2 separate regions of the Mus musculus genome follow, and region 1 is linked to region 2. Evidence: chromatin contacts called from ENCODE Hi-C or POLR2A ChIA-PET data. All regions are on one chromosome and are shown on one strand. The core of a region is the stretch at or near the end of the contact, and the rest is flanking DNA. Distances in the headings are between cores, read along the strand shown.

What was found. A loop is a pair of places that touch in the nucleus more often than their neighbours do. ChIA-PET counts read pairs that join two places held with the same protein, here RNA polymerase II (POLR2A).
Region 1: a map of heart shows a loop between it and region 2 (4-fold over the local background). The contact joins two enhancer-like sites. A Hi-C loop is called at or near these places in 4 of 37 maps with a recorded cell type or tissue (CH12.LX and heart). POLR2A ChIA-PET finds 5 or more read pairs at or near these places in 1 of 5 experiments (Patski).

What each region holds. Positions count from the first base shown.
Region 1 is chr3:65,902,518-65,906,156 of GRCm38, reverse strand. No RefSeq gene overlaps it. Among named protein-coding and RNA genes, the nearest start is that of Gm35039, 24 kb to the left of the region's middle. Within about 2 kb of position 1,301, at least 1 of the 3 ENCODE cell types and tissues checked has a DNase peak (open chromatin) inside an H3K27ac peak, as active enhancers do; it is heart, where a contact is called at or near this core.
Region 2 is chr3:65,870,011-65,873,546 of GRCm38, reverse strand. No RefSeq gene overlaps it. Among named protein-coding and RNA genes, the nearest start is that of Gm35039, 56 kb to the left of the region's middle. Within about 2 kb of position 2,251, at least 1 of the 3 ENCODE cell types and tissues checked has a DNase peak (open chromatin) inside an H3K27ac peak, as active enhancers do; it is heart, where a contact is called at or near this core.

The sequences.
Region 1 (3,639 bases), core at 52-2,551, 34 kb before region 2:
AAGCTAGCTGGAGCCAGGCATTTTCCTAGCAGCACATTCCAGCCCTGGAACTGTCTGAATTCTAAATCTCCATTATCCCGTTCAGTTTCCAGCAGCCTTTTGCAAGCCCTGTGCCTTAGACTCTGTGTGCCTCAGACAGCCTGGACAAGGCCCAGATTGTGTGAAGAGTTCTCAGTGGGCACAGGGTACAAATGGTGGGAGGGGAACTGCTGGGGGGGAATGTTCCTGCCGAGCCATCCTCTGTAGATGGCCTCTAGGAGGTCAAATCCCGAGTCAGAACTAGCCTGAGTGTTGTTCATGCTTGGTGCTGGGGTGAGGGCGTTTGGGTGTGTGTGTGTGTGTGTGTGTGTGTGTGTGTGTGTGTGTGTGTGTGTTAGGGGGAAGCAGCTGATAATGCCAGTGGGCATTTTTGTCTGAGCCTCACCCCACAAGAACTTTAACTTCCTGTTTGTTACATTCTCTTCCAGCAGAAAGAAAGAAACTGCAGTAGACTATCTATCCCAATCTCAAATGTGAAATGAACAAACAATCAAATGCTGTCTGGATCATGAAGCTAGAAACAGAGGTTTGAGAGGCCCCAGTGAGAGTTTAATAAGTGCTGCCTGGAAGAGTGTTGATTTGGAAACTCTTGGCAGCATTGATGACTTCCTTAACAACGGAAGGAAAATGGACCAGGGTTTTTTTTTTTTTTTTTTTTTTCCAGAGTTTAGCAGCACAGCCAGGAGAAAGAGAATGTCTCCCTCATCCGCGCTGCTAATTTCCTGTTGGAGAAGGTCTCCCTCACCCCTGCCAACTGACTGTGTGTTCTTGGGCACAGCCTTTATCTCTGGGTCTCAGTCTTCCCATCTGTAGAATGAAGAAGTGTCAGCCCAGGAAAGTTGGAAGGTTCTTTCCTGCCTGATATCCTGAATCTGTGCAAGTCATTTTCAGCTCTGCTAAATTATGCATTGCTCCACTGAGAGGGAGGGAGAGGGAGAGGGGGAGGGGGAGGGGGAGGGGGAGGGGGAGGGGGAGGGGGAGGAGGGGAAGAGGGAGGGAGAGGGGGAGAGAGAGAGAGAGAGGGAGAGAGAGAGAGAGAGGGAGAGAGTGAGAGAGAAGGAGAGAGCGAGCTAACTTTGTGCAAGAGATGAATAACATGCACAGCTAGACTTTCTGATTAAGTGGGGCTCAGCACCTCGATGCACTGTGCTTAGCTGGGATGATGAGTCTCTGCCTGAGGGAAGACAGAGCTATTTTGAGGCAGGGCTGATTAGAGATAAGGTGTTGCATTTCTTTGCCAAATTCTGGCCATGACTCACCCAAAGCTCTTAGGCTTAAAGCTTAACCCTTGATGAATGGATGTAAGCTAACCTGCTCCTCACACTCCAGCTCTGTCTGTCCGTTAAGAGCACCTTTGACCTCTCCTTGTTTAGAGAGCACCTCCGAGGCGAAGCTCGTGTTTGTAATCTCTCTCCCTGACATCTTCTCTCCTTTGCTCTTTTCTGTTACTCGGTCTTCTGAGTTATATAAAAGGGATCAACTTCAAAATCCTCTTAAATAAATCCAGCCACCCTGTTAGGTAAGGGGATGGAAGTGTCACAAGATGCTTGGAAGGGGAAAATACTTCTGCATCTAAAAAGCCTGGAACATGAGCAAGCTATGCAACTGACCAAGAAAGAGACCACTAGGTTTATGTTACTTTGAAAGCCAACAAAATTAAATCAAGGGGCAGCTACGACGTTATAGAATGCTTCAGTGGGCTGTTCCCACTCTTTACAATCTTACTATGTTATCTTTAACCTGTTTGTTTATGTTTTGGCTTGACACCGAGGAAAACCCCTGTGGCAGTTTGACAGGACAGGGTTAGGACTGGGGCTTACACGGCTCCTGATTTTATACAGTTGCTTTGGTCCTAACAAGCAACATGCAGAAGGAATTTTTAAAATTGACTCAGATTTCAGAAACCCTTCAGGGAGTTCATTCCTTTAAAAACAGCCTGTACCTCAGCCCTTTCTAAGGAGAACAATCATAGCTCTGTTTGCTTTGGAAAAGGCTTTTTTAAAAAACCAAAAAAAAAAAAAAAATAAAAAAATAAATAAATAAAAAACCTTATTTTTGAGGGACATAACTCAATGTGGCAAATGATATTGTTTTATTAATTAATTAATTTGCCTCCTGACTTCTGTCTCCCCTCCCTCCTCTCCTCTGAGTTTCTCACCCACCACTACCCCTCCTAACCATCCATTCCTTCTGCCTTTCTCTTCTGAGAAGTGGAGGCCTCCCATGGATATCAACCAACCCCGGTATGTCAGGTTGGAGAAAGACTAGGTGCATCTTCTCCTATTGAGGCTAGATGAGGCAGCCCAGTAGGGGAAAAGGGTCCCAAAGGCAAGCAACAGAGTCAGCTCCTACTGTTAGGAAGACCAAGCTACACAACTATAACCTATGTACGGAGGGCCTAGGCCAGTCCCATGCAAGCTCCTTGGTTGGCTGTTCAGTCCTATGAACCCTGGTGGACCCAGGTTAGTGATTTTGTAGGCTTTCTTGTGATGTCCTTGACCGCTTTGGCTCCTACAATCTTTCTTCCCCCTCTTCTGCAGGATTCCACAAGTTCTACCGAATGTTTGACTGTGGGTCTCTGCATCTGTTTCCATCAGTTGCTAGGTGAAGCCTCTCTGATGATGGTTATGCTATGCTCCTGTCCCAGCACATCTTGTAGGTAGGATGAATTGCATGTGGAAGGTTTTGCATTTGGATTGGTGTCCCAATGCCTCCACTGGAAGTCTTGCCTGGTTACAGGAGATGGCCAGTTCAGGCTCCATATCCTCCATTGCTAGGATCTAAGTTAGTGTCACCCTCGTAGATTCCTTGGACTGTTCTTGCCCTAAGTTTCTAGCTGGTCCCAGAGATGCCCTCCCCGTTCTAGTTGTCTCTCCCAGTACTCTCTCCTCCTGTCTTCTCTCTCACATGATCTGTCCTGTTTCCGTCTCCCCTCTGTCTAGTCTGCCATCCCACCCCAACCACCCATGATCTCTATTCTATTTCTTCTTTTCAGTGAAATTCATGTGATTCCCCCTTAATCACTCTTTGTTACTTACCTTCTTTGGGTCTGTGGATTGTAGCATGGTTATTCTTTATGGTTAATGCCACTTATAAGAGAGTACTTACCATGTTTGTCCTTCTGGCTCTGGGTCACCTCACTCAGAATGATCTTTTCTAGTTCTACCTCTTACCCACACATTTCATGAAGTTATTGTTTTTAATAGCTGAGTGATACTACATTGTGTAAATGTACCATGTTTTCTTTGTCTGTTCTTTGGCTGAGGAACCTCTAGGTTGTTTCTGGTTGTTATGAATAAAGCTGCTGCGAACATAGTTGAGCAAGTAGTCCTTGTCGTATGGTGGAGCACCCTTTTGGGTATATGGCCCAGAGTGGTATAGCTATTCCCAATTTTTCTGAGAAACTGCCAAATTGATTTCCAAAGTGGCTGTACAAGTTTGCCCTCCAGCAATAGAGGAGTGTCCCCCTTGTTCCACATCTTTACCAGCATGTGCTGTCTCTTGAGATTTTAATCACTAACCATTTTGACAGGTATAAGATTGACTCTTGGAGTCATTTGATTTGCATTTTCCTGATGGCTAAAGATGTTGAATATCTCT
Region 2 (3,536 bases), core at 1,002-3,501:
GTGTAAAGAAAAATGGTAATAAAACAACTACGCACAGAAAACAAACTCCACTTCTTCCCGTTGTGACGTTTCCTTCCTTGTCCAAACTGAAACCTGCTATGATTTCTCCTGTCTCAACTCTCCCCGCTTCTAACATAGCTTGGTCTCAACGCTCCTTGCTTCTAACACAGCTCGGACTTGGTTTCTGCTCTCAGAGCTTCACAGAATGAATGAAACTAGAATTGCATAACTTAGCACTGACTTCCCCATTGCTAAACTGAATGGACGTTTTCCAGTACTCATTTGCTTGACATCACTCATCACTGGCATTTTTCACTCACGACTACTTCCTCAACCTGGAGAAGGCTTTCGTGTGAAATGTGTGAGGCTGTTTTCCTGCCCTGATCTTTATTCTACTTCGTCTCCTCCTCAAAATGTCTCATTTGATCATTGAAGCAGAGATCTGTGAAGGTTCAGTTCTCCTGATTCTGTGAGTCACTCCCCCCACGCCCCACCCCTGTCTCTGCACTTTATGGCCATCTGAGCCCTGCCCCTATTTCGGAGATCACCTTTTGTTGAATATTCCCCATTGGACAACTCTAAGACTCTTATACTTGGTGTCTGTGATCCTAACCCTTCTTGGAGACATGCATCTGGATATTCTACGGGCACAATCAAAACATGATCAGAGCTTGCTGTCTTCCTCTCAGATCAATTTAAACGTTTGTTTTGGTTTGGTTGTTTGTGACAGCTTCTCTGTGTATCAGAGCCTTGACTGTCCTGGACTTGCTTTGTAAACCAGGCTGGCCTTGAACTCACAGACATCCACCTGCCTCTGCCTCCTGAGTGCTGGGATTAAAGGCATGCACCATCAAGCCTGGCCTTAAATGTTTGTTTGTTTGTTTGTTTGTTTGTTTTAAATCTAATGATCACAGTAAATGGTATTGCTGAATATGAAGTTGCATAAGGTAGGAAAAAGGAATCCTTTTTTTCATTACCATTTTCCCTCTTTTTCTTTGCCCTCTGTACTGTGTGTGTAAGGTATCTGCCCCGAGTGTGGGGGGCATGAACCACAGGGATGCCAAACATCAGGCCTCTTAATTCAAGTCGGAATCTTGCTATCACTCTACCCCTCAAAGCTTCTCACTCCATTTTCATTTACACGAGGAGGTCCATGGTCTTTATCTTCAACCATCTATGATTCCATGTGCTCCATTGTGACACTTTACACAAGCATCCATTTCCTGCGATTCCTCCATCTTCAGCCTGGCCCACCCAGGGAAGCCAGAGCGAGAAATAGCTGGAGCCACCATGCTGAGCGCAGTCCATGCTGCTGAGAGGTGCCCAGGTGTGAGTAACAATTCATTGTTACTGGGAGAGGGGGGAAGGGAAGCCGGTGTTTCCTCCTTTGCCTAGGAGATCCTGCAAGGCTCTTTCCCTAACCGCCCTCACACTGAAGCACCAATCTCTCTGCTGTGTTTGTCTCCCTCTCAGATGGTTGCTCAGACATTTGATTGCCTTTCACCAGCAGGCGCTCGGCTAAGCAATGGGTACCTCATCTCCTGGGAATGCCAGGACTCTAGGGGCTGGGCTCCATTTTAATCTCCTTTTCACGAACAGGAAATTAGATTTCACCAAAGACATTCAGCTGGCGTTGTTTGATTAATCATCAGGTCAAACCTTTCTACTCTGTGCCCAAGTTCAGAGTCGCTGTGGTTACAGACACTGATGTACGGATACTTCTCTTTTGCAGACCCATGTGCCTTCAGTACATGGGTTTTTAGAGACCTGATAAGTGACCGGGAGACAGTCACAGACATACCAGTAAGATCTGGATCTGATACTAGCTTGCAGAATACAAAACCATAGCTTTAAATCTTAGCTTCCTAAGATGTAAAAGAGAGGCAGTTATTCTGTTACCCTCTAAAGAACCTGTGCCTTTAACACTGGCTGACCTCCAGCTGTGCAATGTCCTTAGCATGCTGTTAAGAAACCTGAAGGACAGTAGGACCCAGTAAGCTCTGTTCTCAGTGGGCCCCTAGCTGCCTTGCCCTTGAGGCCCTGGAGACCTCCTCCACTGTCCTGAATGCCACCCTCGCCTCACGCATGCGCTAGTCGCCCACGGCCTTCCATCTGGCCTCAGCATGGCCTGAGAAAGTCATTGCTCCCAGCAGGGATAGGGTTCATGCTGCCAAGAACCCTCAGGCTCTTGAGGGAGGCGCCCTGCAAGGCCAGAGCCTCTGTCTGGCCTCTGGGAAAGCTGCTCCCGGGCTAGAGAGCATGTTCCCCTCCCCCGCGCAGCTGTGTGCTGGGCCACTGGACGTGCAGGGCAGCACAGGAGAGGCCAGTGCTCCCTTCCCATCACCGAGGCAAACGTTCTCCAGGCCTCGAGGCACAGCCTGGGTGGGAAGGGAACGGGAGCCCGGACCCTGCTGTCTCAGAAAGCTAGAAAGAAGTTTCCTCTCAAAACTGATACTGCTGATTAAAATAAATACTTTTAAGGTCACCAACGACATTTATCCAGGCTGGGGGTCGCTATGTAGTTCTGATAACCTGACGCTATGCCCCTGAAAGTTGCCTGTAGGGTGGCAGACCCTTCTTTACTGCTTGGGGTAAATGTGAAAATCTGGGAACCTTTAAAAAATTTAATTTAATTGTATTTTTATTTGCTTTTATTTTTTATTTTTATCTACCTATTTATTTATTTCGCAGTGTCTGAAACAGGCCAGGTGACAAGAGAGGAGAGAGAGTGCAGAATGGAAGCATTTTATTTGTTGAACTGGGAAAGGGAAAAGACGCTAACTGAAAACTTTCCTAGTGACAACAAATGAGGTATCCACGTTCTGAATTTGTGCATCTTGGTAACATGGGCTCTTTCTTCCTGTATGAAGCCCAAATTGTAGGTCAGTTCTGCTTCTGGGAACAAGTCCCGGGTGACACAGGCTGAAGTGCAGCCTGAGCCTGAGCAGAGGTACTCTTGATTGTTAAGGGTGTTCTGTTGCGATTTCAATTACTCCATCTTTATACAGAGCTTTTTACCCCCATGGTAAGTATGAAAAAGGATGAGGTCCCAGGAATGTTGCTGCTCTGGGCAGAATGGACCCCAGCCTGTGTTTTCTGTCAACAGATAAGGAGCAGAGCTTCCTACACCTTAGAGGAGAGGCACTCTAGAGAGATTGTGAGCAGCACGGGAAATCTTTGCAGACATCAATTCATTTCTCATCACCCAGCTTACCTTGATTTGTTTCAACTAATTTCATTTTCCTCCTAAATCCTAAAATATCTGGAAAAAGAGACATTGAGAATAATCTTAAAAGTTAAATGAGGTACAAGAGATTCGTCTTCTGAAGACTTGCTTATGTGAGCATTTAACGGTTTTTCGTCTAAGGATTATGGGGGTGTATACATACAAATGTCACAAACGCCAAAAACTTCGCCAGAAAGGAAGGTTACCCTGGAAAATCTTCACTTAATATGTCGTTTCTAAGATTTCCTAGATCAGAGTAAGGACTAGGGTGGGGATATGTAGGGTGCGTGAGAGGGAGAGGCAAGATTTG